Regions from separate parts of the Homo sapiens genome. Here region 2 is linked to region 1. A link is a contact called in ENCODE Hi-C or POLR2A ChIA-PET data. All regions are on one chromosome and are shown on one strand. The core of a region is the stretch at or near the end of the contact, and the rest is flanking DNA. Distances in the headings are between cores, read along the strand shown. Region 1 overlaps NCOR2 (nuclear receptor corepressor 2). Region 2 has its middle 88 kb from the start of NCOR2.

Region 1 (5,560 bases), core at 1,668-4,167:
AGATCCCAGGATCCTGTGTGCCCTTCACCCAGCCTCCCCCAAGAATAACATCCTGAGACAAACCTGAGACAACGACAATTCATCATCCATATCATAACTAGGAAGGCAGCATGGATATAGCCAGCCGTATGCAGATTGCAGCAGTTTCCAATGCACTCACTTGTGTGAGTGTGTGTGTGCATGTGCGCATGTATCTGTGTGGGTGTCTGCATGTGAGTATGGGTGTGTGTGCACGACTGTGAGTGTGCATATGAGTGTGAGTGTGCATGTGAGTGTGAGTGTGCGAGTATGCGTGTGCATGTTCGTGTGACTGTGTGTATGGTGTGTATGTTCACAAGTGTGCGTGTGAGTATACATGTGGGTGTGTGCGTGAGTGTGCATGTATGTGTGTGCATGTGTGAGTGTGCGCGTATTTAGTTCTATGTGTTCTTATCACATGTGCAGACTCCAGTGATCACAACCAGTCCATGCTGAGCTGCCTCGTCACAAAGGCCCTGGTGCTGACTTCTGTTCTGAACCTCACCCAGGACTCTTCTCCACCGGGTAGGAAAATCGAGTCCCTGAGGACTTTGGCAAAGGTCAGGGGCAGCCACGACACAGCTCTGTGGCCAACCCAAGTGGACACCAAGGCCCTGGGGGTGACAAGGGGACATGGATGAGAACCCCCCCGCCTTCGGAGGCCATTCTCGAGGTCCCAGGAGAGGCCCCATGACAATGAGACAGCGGGCAGCTGGTGCGGGGGGCCTGGACGCCCGGGGAACTCCCCACTGGCTCCTGCTGGCCCAAGAGCGGAGGCCCTGAGCCAGTCACTGGCCCAGCATCCGGTGTCACTTACAAACACAGGACGGCTGCCACCTTCTGCAGGAGAACTGGCCCTCCCGCGCCAGTCCCCAGGCCACACCAGGCACTGTGGGGGGTGCCTGGCCCAGGGCTGGCACGGAGGGGCTCAGGCTGAGTGGGAGACGGGGCAGAACAGGCAGGCATGGGGGGAGACCTGGGGATCCCAAACAAAGGCAGAGCCTGGGAAGCACCCACTCGACCTACCTCCCATTATCTGGACCCAGGTTTCTACAAAACATGAGAGCTCTCTGCAAAGAAGAAAAGAAAAATGGACGGAACTCGAACTTAAATCCAACCTTGTGGTTACAATTACGGAGGCCCACCCAGGCCAGCACTGTGCGGGCCCCTTCAGGCTTCTCTCAGGCTCTCCCGAGACACACCGGCAGGCTGCAGTGCTACCACTGTGGTAAAGGACAAGGAAACTGAGGCTCTGTGGGATTCCGGGACTTGCCCAAGGTCACACCATCCTTGAGGGGTCGAGCCAGGACTGGAACCTCAGTCCGGCCACTACAACTTCATAAATACCATCGCCCTGAGATGCTGAAATCCCAGGGGCCCCCCACCCTCAGACCAGGTGCCGGTATTGTCAGCATCGAGAAAACAAAGTGCCAGTGAATTATCAACTGTGAGCCTATTATGAGCTAGAAGGCAGGTTTCATTCACTCCCTTAAGCCATACAGCCTATGAGGTGGGGAAAGATGCAACTTCCATTTGCCAGATGGGAAAACTGAGGCTCAGAGACAGTAAGTGACTTGCCCAAGGTCACACAGCCAGGAAGTGTCCAACCAGGACAGGAACCCAGGCAGTCTGCCCCGCGTTCCCCCTAAAACTGCAGCTCCTTCTCCCGTCAGTCCCATGCTTGTGTAGACCCCACTGTGCCCCATTTTACAGACGAGGAAACTGAGGTCTGCAAAGGGGAGGCAACACGCCCAAGGTCACACAGCATAGAGAGGACGGAGCCAGGACTCAAACCCAGGTCTGTGGCAAAGGAGCAACATTGCCTGGAAGCCCAGCCCCCTCCCTTCCCCAGCCTGGGCTCAGAGGTCCCCAGGAGCCATTCCCGCCACCTCCCTATGGCCGCGGCGCACCCAGACCTCAGGACAAATCACTCCCTCATCCCCCCGGTTTGCAACTAAAGGCTCCTTGTGAGCTCGGGAAGCCCTTCCAACTTTCCAGTGTTTATCCCGGCTCCTCGCTGCCAAGTCCCTGGGCAAGCCTGGGCCGGTGGCGCTGATTTCAAACCAGACATGGGCACCGAGCCAAGCGCCACCTCGGTGGGGAGCCGGGCGCCGGGGCCGGGCTGCAGCGCTGCCTGCACCTGGCTCTCCCCTGCCTGAGCCCACCGCGGAGCCCCAGGGCAGAGCCTCGGGAGCGCCCACGATCACATGCCCTCCTGAAGTCAACTCCGGGAACAGAAGCCCCCTGAGCCCCCAAGGCTCGCCATGCTCCCCCCCAGGGACGCCGGATGTGCACCAAGGAGAGGAGCACAGTGCCCACCCGGGTCCCCTCCCACGCGGGCCGGCCAAGAAGCCTCACCCCGGCCTGCCCGGCCAGCGCCTCCGAGCGCTCTTTTCCGTGACTGCAGCAACTTCGTCCGATGAGACAGCCCTGCCCACCATCCCGCTGAGCTCAGGGCCGACAACACTGCGCTGCCAGGGGAGGGTCCAGCTGCCCCCATTGGCTGACCTGCGGCCGGCCACTCAGCCCCCAGCCCTGGCCACCACCTCCAGCGACAGAACTGGGGCTCTTTCCAGATGAATTCCTCGGCCCCCAATCAGCGCCCCTGCATAGAGCCTGCAGGCCACAGCCCCCCACCCCAGTCTGCGCCCACCTCCCCCGGCCGGGGTGACCCAGCCACACTGCACCTCCCTGCCCACTCCAAGCCCGGCGACTTCTCTTACCCGAGCACATGACCAACCTCGCTCACGTCAGCTCCAAACACAACTTGAAGTAACTCTCTCACAAGAAAAAAAAAGAAAAAGAAAAAAAGTGCCAGCCAGCGGGCCAGCAGAGTCCACACACACAGGCTGTGCTGCCGGCTTCCAGGAGGCACACCACAGCCAACATCAGACCCATCCTTCCTCCAGGATGACACCCGCAGAGGGGCGGCCCCAGAGGGCGGCCTCACCTTCCCGCGAGACTACGACTCCCATCCCGGCCCTGGAGGCCCTGCAGGGCCAGGCCAGGCCCCCCAGGCTCCCAGCCCGATGCCCCCCAAACCCGGGCAGGCCAAGGCCCACCGGCGACAAGTGCGGGGCCGCCTGACCCCACGGCTGGGCCGTGAACGAGACGTCGGGCCTCCAGCGATCCGTTCTCGCCTCTGCCACTCTGGGCCTATAAACACAGGGAATTACATAAGTCCACTCCTCTTGTTTGGAAGCCAAAAGTACGAGCTTTTTCTCCCAGCCTTGGCAGTAAGTAATAATTCCTCATCGCCATGGTAACCCTGGCGGGCTTCCAGCCGACACTCGGGAGCTGAAACACTGTGAGGCCTTTTTATAGCTCGGCTCTTCGCTCGCTGGCAGGCGAAAGAGAGCTCCAGCCCCGCTTCTCCCACTTTAACCCGCTTCCTCCCAGCCCGGACTGTCCAGCTTCGAGCCGCACCTGCACCTCCAACCTGAGCGTAGCTCTGGCGCCTTGGCTCCGGCCTGGTTCCGAACCCAGGCCTCGGCCCATCCCTCCCCCGTCCTCTGTCCCGAGGGCCAGATGGCCAGAGGAGCAGGCTCTCCCTTGCAAATATTTCTGTCCTCCTTTTAATCCTAGGAAAAGAAAGCGTGACCCCCTCACACTGGCATTCTGATCTGGGGTCATCTCGGTGACAGGCCTAGAAAAGAAGACGTGGCCAAATAATACACACACACACACACACACACACACACACACACACACACACAGGCCAACAATGATGGCTTGGTAGTCAGCCAGGAGTCTGAACCTTGGCTGCAATTAGCTGTGTGACTCAGAGACAAGTCTGAGCTTCTCTGGGTGTCAACTTTCCATCCGTAGAAGGGGCAGGCTGAGCTCTGCTTCTCCAAGTGCTCTGGAAAGCAGAGATGAGGCGCCAGAGGAAGCTGCTGGAGCTCCCAGGAGGCAGAGGAGGCTCCACCAGGGTCTCCAGATTCACTTCCCTGCCCCTAGCAGCCAAGAGTTGGGCCTAAGAATGTGTCCCTGGACAGCAGCCCACATGATGACAAGGGTCTGGGGGTGCAGATGTGAGGAAGGCACCCCTGGCAGAAGCATGGCAGATGTGAAGGTCTGGAGGCTGGACCACGCGGGTGTGTTGTCAAAGCAGAGAGAAGGCTGGTGTGGCCGGGGCGCAGGGGCGAGGCGGGGAGAGTTTGACGATGAGGTCAGGGAGCTAATAGGAGTGGAGGGGAAGTGGTCAGATGGACTCTGGGCCTGGCCTTCAACTCCAGCAATAACATTGTCATCCTTTTTACTCTCAGGAGCATCTTGAGAGTAATAATATTAATAACAATAACAGTGGCCACACACACCGAGCCCAGCAGCTCGGACTGTGTGCCCAGCACTGTGCTAAGCGGGTCCCCTGGTTCACCAGCTGGCCTCACACCACCGCGGCATAGGCAGGTATGCCCCTGAGCCGCCACACACAGACAGAGCAGGAGGCTGGCCCAGAGAGGGTAGGTGACTTGCCCAAGGTCAACAGCTAGTGGCTGAGCTGGGACTTGAACTGGGCAAGCCTGGCTTGTCTCCGCTATCCACGTGGTAATTCAGCCACAAGGAGTCACAGGAGGGTTTCAGGACTAAGACCAGATTTGCCTGTGACAGGGGCCCGTGGCCACTGGACTGGCAGGGGGCCCAGACTGGCCACGAGGGGATGAGCATAGTGGCTGCGGAGGCCCCTGGAAGCCAGATGTCTCCTGTGAACAGCTGGCCCTCTAGCCTTCCCCAGGAAACACCCCTGGGGGGTTTCCGTAGACCTGCCCCAAAGCCAAAGGTGGGATTCTGCTACTCTTACGCCTTCTTTTATAGGTAGGGAAACTGAGGCACAGGAAGGCACGGGCATATTTTTAGCCCAAAGATCCAGCACCATCTTCCCGCCCAGACCGTCGCCAAGACCAGGCGGGACCATGACACCCAGGCCAAACTGGCCCCATGCAAACACCACCAGGAAGCGGTGCCTGAGAGCGGCCGAGTCAGGCCTCACCACCTCCTTCTGTTCATTTTTGTTTGTTTTGGACACAGACCTGCATCCAGACCTTCGCCAAAGGCTGGCCCTGGAATCCACGGTAACTCCTCCCACCCCCTCAGAGCGACTGTGTGCTATGGGCAGGTTTGACACTGGGCATGTCTCTTCACGGCCACTCGTTCTGCTTCCTGTGTCTTCCCCGCCAGACACTCCGCAGCAAATTGTTTGTTGAGTGACTTAATGAAGACCACAAATCATCAAACACCAGAAACAGCCACAGGCAGCAGCCCCCAGACAGAGCCTGTGGCCAAAACCAAACTCATATTCAGAATAAGCCAGTGTCTGGTTATCTGCTCAGCAAAAGAACTCCCCATCACGCAAGCCTTCGACGGCGACCACCCCTCCATACTTCGAAAAAGCATCCCCTGGCCAAAATCTGCCGACAGGCCGCTTCCTGGAGCCCGTCTGCTGAGCAGAGCTTTGACGGTGGGAAAGATCGGTGAAGACCCCCCAGAATATGATTCACCGCAGGCCACAGGGGCCAGGACAGTGGGCCAAAGGGGGTCTGGA
Region 2 (5,560 bases), core at 1,102-3,601, 140 kb after region 1:
GAATGTCATTACCCCCATTTTATGGATAAGGAAACTGAGGCTCTGGGGGCAGCCAGCAAGGGGCAAAGCCCTGCCCCCACCTGGCAGCAGCTGTCTTTGCAGATAGGAGCCTGCAGTGCAGGGGAGAGAAGGGACCCGTTTTTCCCGTCTGTTGCCCCGTCGTCACCCAGAGACCCAGAGGTGCTCGATGCTGGCAGCAGGAGCACCTGTGGGGCCCCAGGGCCAGGATGCCCTCCCAGACTCTGCCACCCACACCAGTGACTCCATCTTGGAGGTGGGAGCCTGTTTCCTCCTCTATAAAATGGGGATGAGGCCACTGAAGCAGTTGAAGGGAAGTTTCAGTGACCACCCGTGGCCAGCGCCGAGCCACGCAGGCTGGGGCACCCGGGGACTCCATGTGAGTGGCCAGGGTTGGAATCCTGATGATCCTGGGGACCTAGGGACACCTGCAGGGGACTGCAGCTCCCCTACCGCCTCCCAGCTGGGTGGGGCGTCTCTCTGTGCTCCCCCCATTACGGGCCACGGGCCACATCGTTCTGAGCTGTAACTTCCTGCTTACTCCTTGCTACACGCCTGTCTCCCTCCCTGCTGGGTCGCTGCAGGCAGATGCTTATTCGGGAGCTGGAGTCCAGGCTTCACCTCCTGGAGCCCTGTCCCCACCTTGGAGCAGTAGGGACAAAGCAGATGTCCCCTCCCACACCATGTCCTGGACGACTCCCTAGACCAGGGATTCTCAAAGTGAGGTCTGAGACTCTTGGAGGGATCCACAGGGTCCTTCTTTTCCTTCCCTACATCTCTGTGAGGTCGGGTTTTCTTCATGTCCTTCAACCAAAACGCCAAGTCACACCAGACCGGATGCAAAAGCAGATTTGGGAATCCAGCTCTCTTCTAAGGGACTGGACGTGAAAGAGGTTTGCAAAATTGTGAAACATACGATGCCACTCTCTTCTCACTATTTCTTTATGTTTGGGAAAAAAATGTTATCTTTCTTAAAATATATTACTCAACATATTAAGGAGCATAAAATTGTTCTTTTAAAATAAATGCATGTTTTGAAATTTTATCATGTTAATCTCTAATGCAGTAAATACTGATAAATAGAACCCACATAAACAAAAGCCCTTTTGGAGTCCTCAGTAATTTCTAAGGGTGTCATAGGGTCTAGGGGCCAAACAGTCTGGGAACTGCTCCCTTAAACAGCAATCTTACTTGATCCTTAAATTAAAATGGCTAACAGCAGCCGGGCACAGTGGCTCATGCCTGTAATTCCAGCACTTTGGGAGGCCAAGGCGGGCGGATGGATCGCCTGAGATCAGGAGTTGGAGACCAGCCTGGCCAACATGGTGAAACCCCGTCTCTACTAAAAATACAAAAATTAGCTGGGTGTGGTGATGCACACCTGTAATCCCAGCTACTCAGGAGGCTGAGGCAGGAGAATCGCTTGAACCCGGGAGGCAGAGCTTGCAGTGAACCAAGATCGTGCCACTGCACTCCAGCCTGGGTGACAGTGAGAATCTGTCTCCAAAAAAAAAAAAAAAAAAAATAGCAAAGAGTTACTTCACACTTTCTATGCACCTGGCATTGTCTGAACCTTGTGCATGGACAGTTGTACAGAGACATACACATAGATACTATCTAACAGCACACGAACCCTCTGAGGTGGGTTTCAATTACCCCATTTTACATATGGGGAACTCAGGCTCTAAGTGGCCCCTTAACCACCAGGGGCCACTGCCTCTGGGGAAGCCCCCCCACTGGGACCCTCAAAGTCTGTTTCAGGAGTGGCTGAGATTCCAGGACAAACCACCTGGAATTCTCAAAGTTGGCCCCCACCTTGGAAAATCCCCTGAGGCTCACTGGCCCAGACTACCTTGGGGGACCCCAAACCCTGGCATGTCCTGGTCACTTGCTCTGAAGGAAGCCTGGCCACTGCTCACTCACCCACCTCCCGCCACACCAGGCCTCCGGCTTTTCCGTGCTGCTCTTCGGACACCCAAACTGTGCCAGCCTCGGGGCTTTTGCACCTGCTGTTCCCTCCCGCCGGAATGCCTTTCCTCCACGTGGGGCCCGTCATCGTCCCTGGCCTCTCATGTAAAATAGCAGCACCCTCTCCCACTCGTCTTCCCCTCCACCCTTTCGCTGCTATTTCCTGTGTGACACTCGGCACTATGGGACATTGTGTTGTGGATGCACTGGTTCAGGGGTTCAGTGTCTGTCTCCCTGTGGAAATCTAAACCCGGTAAGAGCCCAGGCACAGCAACAGGTCCCAGCATGGTGGACTCAGTGAGTGGATGAACAGGATACGGGGACAGGAGAGTCACGCCTGGCTACAGGGACGCCCATCCACCTCCTCCAGCCTGGCTGACCGGCGCCGTGCTGGCCTGCTGCCCAGACTTGCCAGATCTTTCGATTTTTCAAAAGAAGCTGAACATCCAGATTTTTATGTAAAATCTTTTTTTTTTTTCACTAGCAACTTATTCAAATTAACAAAAAGAAAAAAACAGCTTGGTGAGCCAAACCTTATGTAGATAAACTCAGTTTGGCTAATCAGACTCGCCTTGCCTTCTAAGGGGAGGTGACATTTGAACAAGACTGGAAAGCCTTCAGAGCTAGGCGCAGGCCAAGCAGGGGAGGAGGGGAACAGGGTCGTGCCAGGCCAGCTGGGGCTGGGTTGTGGGGAGCATTTGAGAGGTCCGCACTCCGTGGACAGGCCCGTCACCCTTCCCCTTGGCTTCGGAAGTCTCCCCACCTCCCCCCGACCCCAGGCCCAGCTGGCTGCAAGCCATACACTTGAAGCATATGCGTGGAGTGTTTTGAGAAACGGAACACACAATACATCGCAAATAAGGCTGCTTCTCCGTCTGGCTGGGACACATCTCCACGCTCCGCCAGATGGTCCCCCGCCGCCTCCCCAGCTGAGGCCGGGGCTTTGTGAGGTTGCATTCTGCGTAGAGGCTCCTCTCCATTCTGCAAGAGGCTGCTGGGAAGCTCTCTCCCCGGGGTGGCCGGGAGGATTTTTCTTGGCCCACAGACAGGAAGCTGATTCAGCCGGGAACCTTCTTCTGCATTCAGAACCCCCACAGCTCCATCCTCCTCCATCCCCTGCCCACCACGCTCCATCCCCCACCAGCCCCCATGACCCAGAGCCCCAGTGCGCTGGTGTTTATTGCTAATTGTTTTCAGACAGATGGTGTGGCCCAGAGTCTAATTCCCCAGGCTAGGGGGCGGGGGATGCTAGAGGAGAAGGCCGTGACCTTGACCACTTGCATTCTTGAAGAAAATGTTTGGCCCAGCCTGGGAGGCGGGGCGGTGGGCAGTGATGGCTAGGGCTTACAGAGGGGAAGTTTCAGGGCTTTGAGAAGGGAACAGGGGAGTAGGAGGAGGCTTTGAAATGTGGGAAACAACCCTGCAGCCCCAAGGGCTGATAAAGCTGGCTGGAGAATGGCCCCACCTTCAGGAAGCCCTCTGGGATTGAAGCCTGCGAGGCAGGGAGAATTCCTCCTGCAGGGTTGGATTTAGGGATGTGGGGAGTAGGGGATTTGTGGGGAGGGTGGAAGACCTCCCCACAATTTAATAAGGAGCCTCACTTTTTTTTTTTTTTTTTTTTGAGACAGAGTCTCACCCTTTTGCCAGGCTAGAGTGCAGTGGCGCGATCTCGGCTCACTGCAACCTCTGACCCCCTGGTTCAACCAATTCTCCTGCCTCAGCCTACTGAGTAGCTGGGATTGCAGGCACGCACCACCAAGCCCAGCTACTTTTTGTATGGTTTGTAGAGATGGGGTTTCACCATGTTGGCCAGGATGGTCTCGATCTTCTGACCTCGTGATCCGCCCGCATTGGCCTCCCAGAGTGTTGGGATTACAGGCGTGAGCCATTGCACCCAGCCAGGAGCCTCACTTTTTAATGTAATTTCAACATGATCTGAAGGCTTACAGAGCCACCAACATTTCACTAGATCCCATGAGTCTGCCAAGCTGAATGAAGACCCCAAATTACAGATGAGAAAAAGAGGTGGCCTGTGAGGTGAGATGGCTTGCCTTAGGTCACACAGTCCACAAAGATCCATTGAGCTGTCACTCTGTGCCTGGTGGGAACACAGCCATGGCAGAGGACAGGACTGACAAAGTCCCTGTGTTCAGACTGGATAGGTTTGTACAGGTTTGTGAGAGGAGACAGACGCAACTACAAAGAAATACGTTCAGAAACGGAAAGGACTAGAAAGACAAAAAACTAGGGAACAGGGTAGGCAGGGATCTCTGGAGAAGATCAGAGAGGGCTTCTTGGAGGAGGCAAGCTCAAACATCGAGCCTTGAAGGCAGAGTTGAAACAAGCTGTGTCTACATCTCAAAACAGAGAGAAAGCCAGTGCAATGGCCCTGGGGTATGGATGAGCTTGTTGTGTCCAAGGAGGGGAAGCGTGGCCCCGGAAGCCATGATGGGGTGTATACAGAGCTGAGATTATAAAGCCCCTTCACCAATATCATTGAACACCAAATGCACCCACGACTAGAGAGCCAGCATCAGCATGATACCAAAACAGCGTGTTGCTCAACATCAGGTTATTTCAAGTTGCTTTCTTTGTAAGGGTTAAAGCAGAAGGGGTTCTTTAGGCTGGCTCAGGTTGACTGGGCCCTCCTTGATTGGTTGCTGTGAATCTCCAGTCTATTAGAAAAATTGCCCCCATTTCTTCTATTTCTGCTTATTTTTTTCTTTCTTTTTTGTTTTTAGAGACAGGTCTCTGTCACCCAGGCTGGGGTGCAGTGGCACAATCATAGCTCACTGCAGCCTCAACCTCCTAGGCTCAAGTGATCCTCCCACCTCAGCCTCCTGAATATCTGGGACTACAGGTGTGCAATGCCTCGCCTGGGTAATTTTTATTTATTTATTTATTTATTTATTTATTTATTTATTTATTTATTTATTTATTGTTTTGTAGAGATAAGGTCTCATTATGTTGCCCAGGCTGGTCTCAAACTCCTGACCTCAAGCAATCCTCCTGCCTTGGCCTCCCAAAGTGCTGGGATTACAGACACATAAGCCACTGTGCCCAGCCCAAACTACCCCCATTTCCAAGCTCAGTTTAATTACACGGCACCTGCAGGAGTGGCTCCGTTCTTGGTCTGCTGGGGCCTAGAGCAGGAGCTCAGTCCAAAACGAGGGCCTCACATAAATTTTATTTACCAGCTATGGAGGAAAATAGAGCAAGGAGGGTGGGAGAAATCAGGGGGACTCAGGTGTGACCTTAAATAGGAAGGTCAGGGAAGGGCTGCTGGAAAAGCAGAAAACAATCGAGAAAAGACCTGTAGGAGATGAGGAAGTGAGGCAGGCAGGAATGACGGAAGGAAGGAAGAGACTGATATGAGGTCCCTGGAGTAGCCAGATTCATAGAGAATTTCCGTCTCTGTGAATCTGGCTACTCCAGGGACCTCATATCAGTGGAATCTGACAGTATTTGTCCCTTTAAAACTGGCTTATTCTACTCGATATAATGTCTTCAAGGTTCATCCACATTGTAGCCTGTGTCAGAATGTCCTTCCTTTTTAAGGCTGAGTAATATTCCA

What was found. A loop is a pair of places that touch in the nucleus more often than their neighbours do. ChIA-PET counts read pairs that join two places held with the same protein, here RNA polymerase II (POLR2A). Pooled maps may share reads with other maps.
Region 2: a map of endothelial cell of umbilical vein shows a loop between it and region 1 (7-fold over the local background). The contact joins two enhancer-like sites. A Hi-C loop is called at or near these places in 2 of 168 maps with a recorded cell type or tissue (endothelial cell of umbilical vein and head of caudate nucleus) and 7 of 50 pooled maps. POLR2A ChIA-PET finds 5 or more read pairs at or near these places in 6 of 52 experiments (AG04449, H1, MCF 10A and 3 more).

What each region holds. Positions count from the first base shown.
Region 1 is chr12:124,515,399-124,520,958 of GRCh38, forward strand. All of the region lies in intron 2 of NCOR2 (nuclear receptor corepressor 2), which reads right to left. LOC105370047 (a long non-coding RNA gene) reads left to right here. Exons shown (of 3, transcript NR_188646.1): 2 at 445-543; 3 at 1,065-1,400. Among named protein-coding and RNA genes, the nearest start is that of NCOR2, 49 kb to the right of the region's middle. Within about 2 kb of position 2,918, at least 35 of the 41 ENCODE cell types and tissues checked have a DNase peak (open chromatin) inside an H3K27ac peak, as active enhancers do; they include endothelial cell of umbilical vein, where a contact is called at or near this core.
Region 2 is chr12:124,652,865-124,658,424 of GRCh38, forward strand. No RefSeq gene overlaps it. Among named protein-coding and RNA genes, the nearest start is that of NCOR2, 88 kb to the left of the region's middle. Within about 2 kb of position 2,352, at least 28 of the 41 ENCODE cell types and tissues checked have a DNase peak (open chromatin) inside an H3K27ac peak, as active enhancers do; they include endothelial cell of umbilical vein, where a contact is called at or near this core.